Linked DNA regions of Mus musculus: regions 2 and 3 are each linked to region 1. The links are chromatin loops, found by intact Hi-C in ENCODE. Cell type or tissue: left cerebral cortex. All regions are shown on one strand.

What was found. Hi-C counts contacts between places; a loop is a spot of excess contacts. Peaks named below come from ENCODE experiments on the same cell type or tissue, not always from the same donor. Only the 100,000 strongest peaks of a DNase experiment are listed, where the experiment ranks them.
Region 2: a loop joins it to region 1, with 5 times the contacts of the local background. A loop is called at or near these places in 3 of 42 quality-filtered maps.
Region 3: it touches region 1 in a loop (3-fold over the local background); 3 of 42 quality-filtered maps call a loop at or near these places.

The regions. Positions count from the first base shown.
Region 1 is chr11:30,674,755-30,677,254 of GRCm38, reverse strand. No RefSeq gene overlaps it. Among named protein-coding and RNA genes, the nearest start is that of Acyp2, 27 kb to the right of the region's middle. In left cerebral cortex, a CTCF peak has its summit at 999; a DNase peak (open chromatin) is centred at 969.
Region 2 is chr11:30,884,026-30,886,525 of GRCm38, reverse strand. It overlaps Gpr75 (G protein-coupled receptor 75), which reads right to left and starts at 1,168. Exons shown (of 2, transcript NM_175490.4): 1 at 984-1,168. It also overlaps a transcript of Erlec1 not described here. In left cerebral cortex, no CTCF peak of the experiment used is centred here; DNase peaks (open chromatin) are centred at 811 and 1,108; H3K4me3 peaks cover 1,507 bases; H3K27ac peaks cover 1,444 bases.
Region 3 is chr11:30,770,718-30,773,217 of GRCm38, reverse strand. Psme4 (proteasome (prosome, macropain) activator subunit 4) reads right to left here and starts at 1,443. Exons shown (of 47, transcript NM_134013.3): 1 at 994-1,443. The coding sequence starts at 1,235. In left cerebral cortex, no CTCF peak of the experiment used is centred here; DNase peaks (open chromatin) are centred at 261, 887 and 1,513; H3K4me3 peaks cover 2,131 bases; H3K27ac peaks cover 1,424 bases.

The DNA of each region.
Region 1 (2,500 bases):
TGAGTGATCAAGAGACTTCATGTTCCATTGTCATAAGAACAATTACCCATGTCTTCCCAGCACAGAATCTGTTATTGTTAGAAGCATACATAAGTGTTAGTATTTGTCAGCTTGCTCATAGTGTCTCTGCTAAAGGCTGTACATTAAGGATGTGATAAACTACAGCCATAGCAGGCCTTGTGAAGCTTGCATGTTGTCTGGTTTTCCCATTCTGCTAGAACTTTCAAGATCACAGACCTCTTTCTATGTTAAATTTCATCTTATTGGTGACTTAGAAAGAGTCTAATTCCCACTTTTGATCTAGACTGTCAGACTGAGACAAACCCCAGTGGGTTAGTACATTCAAGGTAAGTCAAGTCTTAGTTTATTGAGAACAGCCATTGTTGGAGTGATCACTGATAAATAAAGTGATAGGAAAAAATCTAAGAGAATAGAGAATCTAAGAGGGTAGAAAAAGCTCAAACATAAAGTATGGAGAACTCTGGACAAACATGTGACAAGAGGATGACCTTTTATCAAGAAGCTAATACCAGGCTTCATTATCCTAGAGTCCTGCTGGTGACTCTAGCCTGTGCCACTGCAAATGTCCAGTCTGAACATTATATCTTCATGGCTTCCTAGATGTTGGGAACAGAAATACCTTTAAAATAGAACTTAAATTCTACCCTCTAGACAAAAAGCAGACCAGATGAACAAGGGTCCCCTGTTCTCAAAATACAAGAAAAGTTTACCTAGTTAGGCCCATCTTCCTAAGGATTTCATATAAATCTTAGTATGCAGTCTATCTCTTACTTACAAATAAGGCAGAACTGATTCTTGTCTTGTGGCTCATTGAAAGTACAACTAACAGTCATTATCACTGAAGAAAGAAGTCTAAGTGTTTTCAACCTAGGATTACTCACTGGGAAATGAATAGTCTGTGTGAGTCAGCCACATTTTGCTGAGGTCTTGCTGTGTTCATCCATATCTTGTCTTGCACTGCCCTCTTCCTGCTGTTCAGAAAAGGGCCTTGAAGACTGGATGCTTTAGGAATTTCCCCATTGGGGAAATGTCAACTCCAGAGTAGATTATGCTATAGAGATTAGGTCTGAGAGAAAATTGCAGAGTTTGATTCACTCCTATTACATGGGTTCTGGAAGACCAAACTCAGGCGGTCAAGCTTGGGCAGCAAGCACTCTCTGCAAATTCTTTTCTCTTTTCTGTTTTGAATCTTTTGATTAGGACATGTCACTCTCTTGAATTTATCTCCTTTAATTTTTCAATATTGGCCACCAAACCCAAGCCCTTGTATATCTCCAGTGCATTCTTATTTTAAATGACTCTAAGTATTTAGATTCCAATTCTATATCTTCTATTGTGTTTTGTACCTTGTCATCACTGAAAGAACACATGGCCTCACAAGGTCCCATGCTGTATAGCTGCACTCGAGGCACAGCCAATGGCCCCAGAGTGAGTGAAAGTGATACGAACTCATGTCTGCCGCCCAAGCCTGCTGTAGGGCAATGCCTCGGACCACACCCACAGCCCCAGATAACCAAGCCATAGTATGTGTGTGTGTGTGTGTGGGGGGGCATGAGTGAAAAAAAAAAAAGCCATGAAGTAATTTGTGGCACGCTCTAGTTGTAATTGGCTGAATTTAGCTTAAAAAATGCATTCTGGTACTGCAAAATCACTTAACTGAGCCCTTGATTGCAGAATATGTACCTGTACTAGGGTCCCACCCTGATAGTTTTTCTCTGTGCTTAACAGAGGCAGGCAGATCTCTAAATTCTTTTGCAATGTTAAAATAAATGTGCTTGCTATCTCCTAAGAATTAAGAGGCTGGGGCCCTGGGATACTGATTGGAATAATCAAAAGGGAACCTGAGGTAATGACTGGACTGATGTGTAAATAAAAACTGGGCTTTCAATCTGCAAGAGATGAGCTATCTAGAGAATTTTTAGAATAGCACAAGAGAACTTCCTGGAGAACTCTATGAGCAGAACGTAGAGCAGTCTGGAAAACTATCTCAAGCAAAACATAGGCTGCCAGCTAGGACCTACAATCTGACTTTGAGTTGTTTGTTTCACTGCTCTCAAACACCCCTTCTCTCAGGACCCCTCTCCAAGCCAAGGCAGGTCCTTGACATTTGCCTGCATGTATGTCTGTGTAAGGGTGTCAGTCCTAGAATGAGAGCTGGGTATGAATCCCAGGTCTGCTGGAAGAGTAGCTGCAAGGAATGCGTGGCCCCAGGAGCCACTTTTCCCAGTGCTTCAAAGCTGCCTGGGGTGCTCTGGTTCCCTGCTGCACTTACCACGCGGTCCTCATGTAACCAAGCCTAGAGCGTGTGTGAGTGAATATGATAAGGTAGAAGCTCAATGAAGTAATGTGTGAATGCCTTAGTTATGATTGGCTAAAATTGGTTAAATAACTTCCAGTCTGGGACGGCAACTTACTCATTCCTGGAGTCCAACAGAAATGTCAACCTGCTTAGAGACGAATCCACCTGGTCGCCCGCTGC
Region 2 (2,500 bases), 210 kb before region 1:
CATAGTGACACTCTGTTGCAAAACAAATAAACAAAAAAATATGTGAAAAGCTGGATGTGGTAGCCTGTAATCTCAGTCTCTCAAGAGCATAAAGGCAGTATCACCTACTTGAAAGCCAGCCTGAGGGAAGGAGGGAGGGGGTCATGAGTAGGTGTAGGGAGGGACAGGGGGAAGAGAAGGCGGGAGGGGGGAGGGGCGATGGGTCTCTAATACTGTGCTGTTTGTTTGTTTGTTTTATTCCCATTCTAAAAGTTGACGGACTGAGGGAGCTGAAGGGCAAGACCAACAGAATCAACTAACCCGGATCCCTAGGAGCTCACAGAGATTATTAATTTTTGAAGCAAACGTTAGGACACTTACAAGTTAACTCATGACCTTGATTATTTCATTGTATTCCAACCCCAAATAAATGCCGAATTTCTTCATGGAAGGCTTTTTTTTTTTTTTTTTTTTTTTTTCCACAGCCCTCACACAAAACTAAGTTCTGTCCCATTCCCACTAATTTGAATGGATCTAGAAAAGCACGGGGAGGCTAAATAACTTGCCCAAGGTCAGTGAGATATTTCAAACCTCCCATTGTTTCTAATCACCTGAACTATCTATCCATTGAGGCTAATAGCTGATGGGGTGGGAAAGATCTGGGTCTCTGGTGGAGGGATAAGGAGTCTGTGGAGCACTGCGTACTATCGTACTATTGACTAAAGGAGTAGGAGATTGCAGGTTTATCCCCAACTGTGATTGGTAACGGGTAGGGGGCTCCCTAGAACTGGAGGAAACACAGGCCTAGGCTAGTCCAGGGATGCTTGGACTCCGCCTGGATGCAGGCAGTGGGTTGTGGTCTGTGTAGAGCTTACAGCAAGGCTGCACAGGAACACAGGTGCGCAACCTACCAGGCCAGGCCAAGCTTAGCCTTCTCCCCGCTCCCGCTCGCCTCACAACCCTGGTGTGATCCTCCCGGTCTGGGCTTGCGGCCTCTCACCTACCAGCTGGCCTCAGCGCCGCCCTTCCTCCTCCGTGTCGCAGTAGTGACCCTATCTGTGCCCGGTGGCCTGGAAGCTGCCGGGCTAGAGTCATCATCGCCATCGCTGCCGCCTCCGCGCATCCCGGGAGCCTAGGCGAGCCGGGCGCGCGGCGCAGTCACCGAACCCGGGGCGCGGCCCCTCCCTCTGACCGTGGCCGCCCCGCCTGCTCGGCACCCTCCCTGCCTGCCCGCCTCAGCCTAGTGGGAGTGCGCTCCGATATGCCAGGGCTGCCTGTGAATTGGCCACTGACCGCTGATACACAGCAAGGAAAAAATGAAAACCAGAGATGCCAGGCAGGAGGAGACAGCTGAGAGTGCCTGCGGAGAGCCTTCAAGCTGATCTCCTTGGCTTTCTAACTAGGCTGTCAGTTCCAGTTTAATAATTAAAGTCATTATGACAAATTGAATCGAACCAATTTCAACACACATATGTGTCTTAGGTCATAGTAAGTACGTGGTTGATGCAAAGTTAAAAAAACAAACAAACAGGTACTATTAAATACCGTGTTGGGTGTAAAAATCTTGAGAAGCAATAGTGTAATTCAGCTAGTCCTGTTTAAAACACCAGCATAAACCATTAGAGCGTTGCTTCTCATCTCCCAAAGTCAATATGTCTAAAACAACAAACCCACTTTAGCTTATATAAGAAACATTCCTAAGTATGTTGTTATGGGCAAACATACCCTGTTAACTCCTTCAGGATTTTAACCTGGTTAATTATGATCTTCTACTTTTCTAATCTCATCCAATACTTAAGAAATAGAGAATGCTATTCAAATGTCCCCCCCCTTTTTTTTTTTGGTTAGAAATCAAAGACTTTGATTCCATCCAGGTGAAATATTTCGTGGCACCATTGCCACTACAACCCCTTTCCGTTTTCTGTTAAGTTTCCTTTATACTTAATGTAATTAAGTATAAAATATAATAATACTAATACAATTCTATTAATTTTCCCATTTTTTACTAAGAAACATGTTGAAGGGATTTGTGAAATCCGAACTATGTTTAGGAAAAAAAATGCTCAAGAAAAACCCCCAACTAATTTTCACATAAATCATGTTCTACTCCCCAGACACTTGGCAATATACTGGTTCTAAGATGTTGTTGGTAAAGGTAACACTGGGCCCTAGAAACATTTGAAGAAAAAAAACACGAATTAGCAGTTAAGAGTGGGAATTCTGACCCAAATTATATGTCTCTCCAAATACATTAAATACTGCCTGTATAATTTCCATTTGGACATAAACGATAACAAAATGTTCAGGCTGAACTACTAGTAGCCATCAGTAGTACATACACCTGAGAGAAACCAACCTCATACTGAGAAAGACAAAGGCTCCACCAATGTTTGTGGGGTTATAAGGCAACACAAAATAATAACATGCACAAAATATGGCAGCAAGGATACTGGATAAAAACAGTGGCATACCAATAATGCAAAAGGCAAAGTCTGTAAAAGTTAATCATGGCTAACAATAT
Region 3 (2,500 bases), 96 kb before region 1:
CTGTGCAATCACTTATCGGTAACCATATGCATAAACATAGTCTTACCAAATTATATGTAGCGTACCAAACAAAACAGCAAAAATCTTATATAATAAGTTCTGCCAAAGTAAAGGCGCGCATAGAGCAAATGACCTCTCCAAACTTTTTGCTCCATCATTACTTTTCCCCCGTTCTAATTCTAATGACGCTATAATTTGCGGCTAGTGCGTACGGAAAACAAAAGAACTAACCAACTCAAAACCACACAGTCTGGCCAACAAAGCCCGGGATCAACCTAACAGCGCTCTTCACTATTTGCCTTAGAATAAGCGAAGTCGTGACCGAGGAAATGTCACAACAGGAACATACACTTTTCCTAGAATTCTAAGACAACATTCTCAACGTCTACTCAATCCGAGAATGCGCTGACTGTCCATTTGAAACGAATCGTTTCAATTAAATCCAGGAAGCCAGAACAGCAACCCAGACCCCCAAGAAACATAGTAACACAGAAAAACACACCACACACACACACACACACACACAACCTCTTACTGTCCCTACTTCCTACGGTAAGAAGTGTAAAGTGGATCGACGAGGAAGGAAAAACAAAACAAAACAACAACAAAAACAAAAAACAAACAACAAACCCAAAAAAACCACAGAAGCAAGGACAGGAGTCGCTTCCCCAAAGACCGAAGCTCTCTATCCCGCAGCTCCAAGCGCAGAACCCCAGGGAGAACCAATGGGAGCCGCTCGTCCCTATGCCCGGGTACGCCTGTGGCTCCCCAGAGCCTGGCACGTCAAGAGAAAGGACCAGAACGCTGATCGTGAGAGGCGACCGACAGGACCCAGAAGTCCCACGGAAAGCAACGAGGAGACTGGGTCTCCCCGGACTCGGCCGCGCCCCTGGAATCCTGCACCAGGTCAGCGCCGTCTGGACAGAACAGAGTTGAGCAGCACCAGCAGCGCAGACAAAGAGCCCGGCCCGCCGACGGCTTCAGCCCACTTACGTGGAGAGTTTCCGCGTCCAGAAGAGGCCCCCGGGCCACAGCTCTTGGAGCTGCACGGCCCGGCCCAGGTTGCTCTTGATCTGTGCCAGCTGCAAGTCGGACTCGGCGTCCAGCCGCTCGGCATAGGGCAGAAGCTTGTTGTACACGATCTCCTTCTGCGGGACGAAGGCCCGCGGGCCCAGTACCGGCCGCCCGCCAGGCTCGGGGGGCTCCCCGCCGCCCGCCCGCTCCGGAGCCTCCATTAGCCCGGGGCCGCCCCCGGCCCGACCCCCGGCCCCGGCCCCCGCCCCGCTGCGGGCTCAGCCTCGTCCGCGTCGCCTCGCCCTCGGCCCGACCGCTGGGCCCCCCTCCCGCCCCGGCTGCCCGGCGCGCTGCTGGACCCCGCGCGGCACCCGGTTCGTTGGCGGTGGCAGCGGCTGCTCGGCCCGGACCCCTCCGGCTCTTCTGGTGACGCTGCAGCCGCAGCGCCGGGAGGTTCCGGACCGGCCTCAAGTCACTTCCGGGGCGGGGCCACGGAGGCGGGGAGGAGGTAACCTGGCTGCTTTCTTGCAGTCAGCCGAGTTTGGTGTCAGCGACTGGGGTTGCCACGCGAGGCTGCCGGCGAGAAACAAGAGACCCTACTCTGCTCCAGCAGGATCCAGAGACACGGAATCCGACTACCTCTCCACGCTCAGTATCCTCTCTTCTGGGCCAGTTTACGGAAGAGCAGCTTGTATCCCAGCCGGGGGCGGGAGTGTGGACAGCGAAGCAGTATGAGCACAAAGAGTTCTAGGCCAACCTCTGCTTCCTACTGGCAACAGGAGACACTATCTTTAAAAAAACGTGTATGGAAGAATCTGTATACACAATAGTACCCTGTGTTCCTCTGTCCTTTTACCCCCCACCTTTCTGATATTTCCCCGTCCACCCTCCAAAAAAGTTACTCAACAAATATACTTTGTGTGTCATCTTCTCATTTAAGGTCCCTATAGAAAGTTTAAGAACGCCTAGTTCTGCCCTTAAGGACGTAGAGGCCTTTCCTGGCAACAAACTAATAAATTACAAGATAATGCATTGGTAAATACTGGATAAGTACCGAGATACCTGGGAATTCTAAATGAAGGCATATCACCTTCATAGAAGTTATTTTTAAATTAATCTGTAAGGTTGATGGCAATGTTATTTCGATAAAGAAAGGAGGAAGAAATAATTATCAGCTGACAGAAAAGACTGAGGCTGCAAGCTTGCTTTCTGATAACTCAAGATTCAGGCTGGTTAAAGATTGCTTGCCAGAAGGGAGTGAATACATGTATTGAGACTAAGAAGTAAATGCTGGAGAATTGAGATTGATCTTAAAAATAACAAGAAATTTCTAAGAGAGGACATTGTAACATGCGCCTGTCATCCCAGCATTTGGAAACTCAAGAGCAGGAGGGTTGTAGCTTAAAGCCAACCTGAGCTAAACAAAAAAACGAAACAAAACAAACTAACTAACTAACTGAAAAAACAGACAAGGATTACCAGCTGG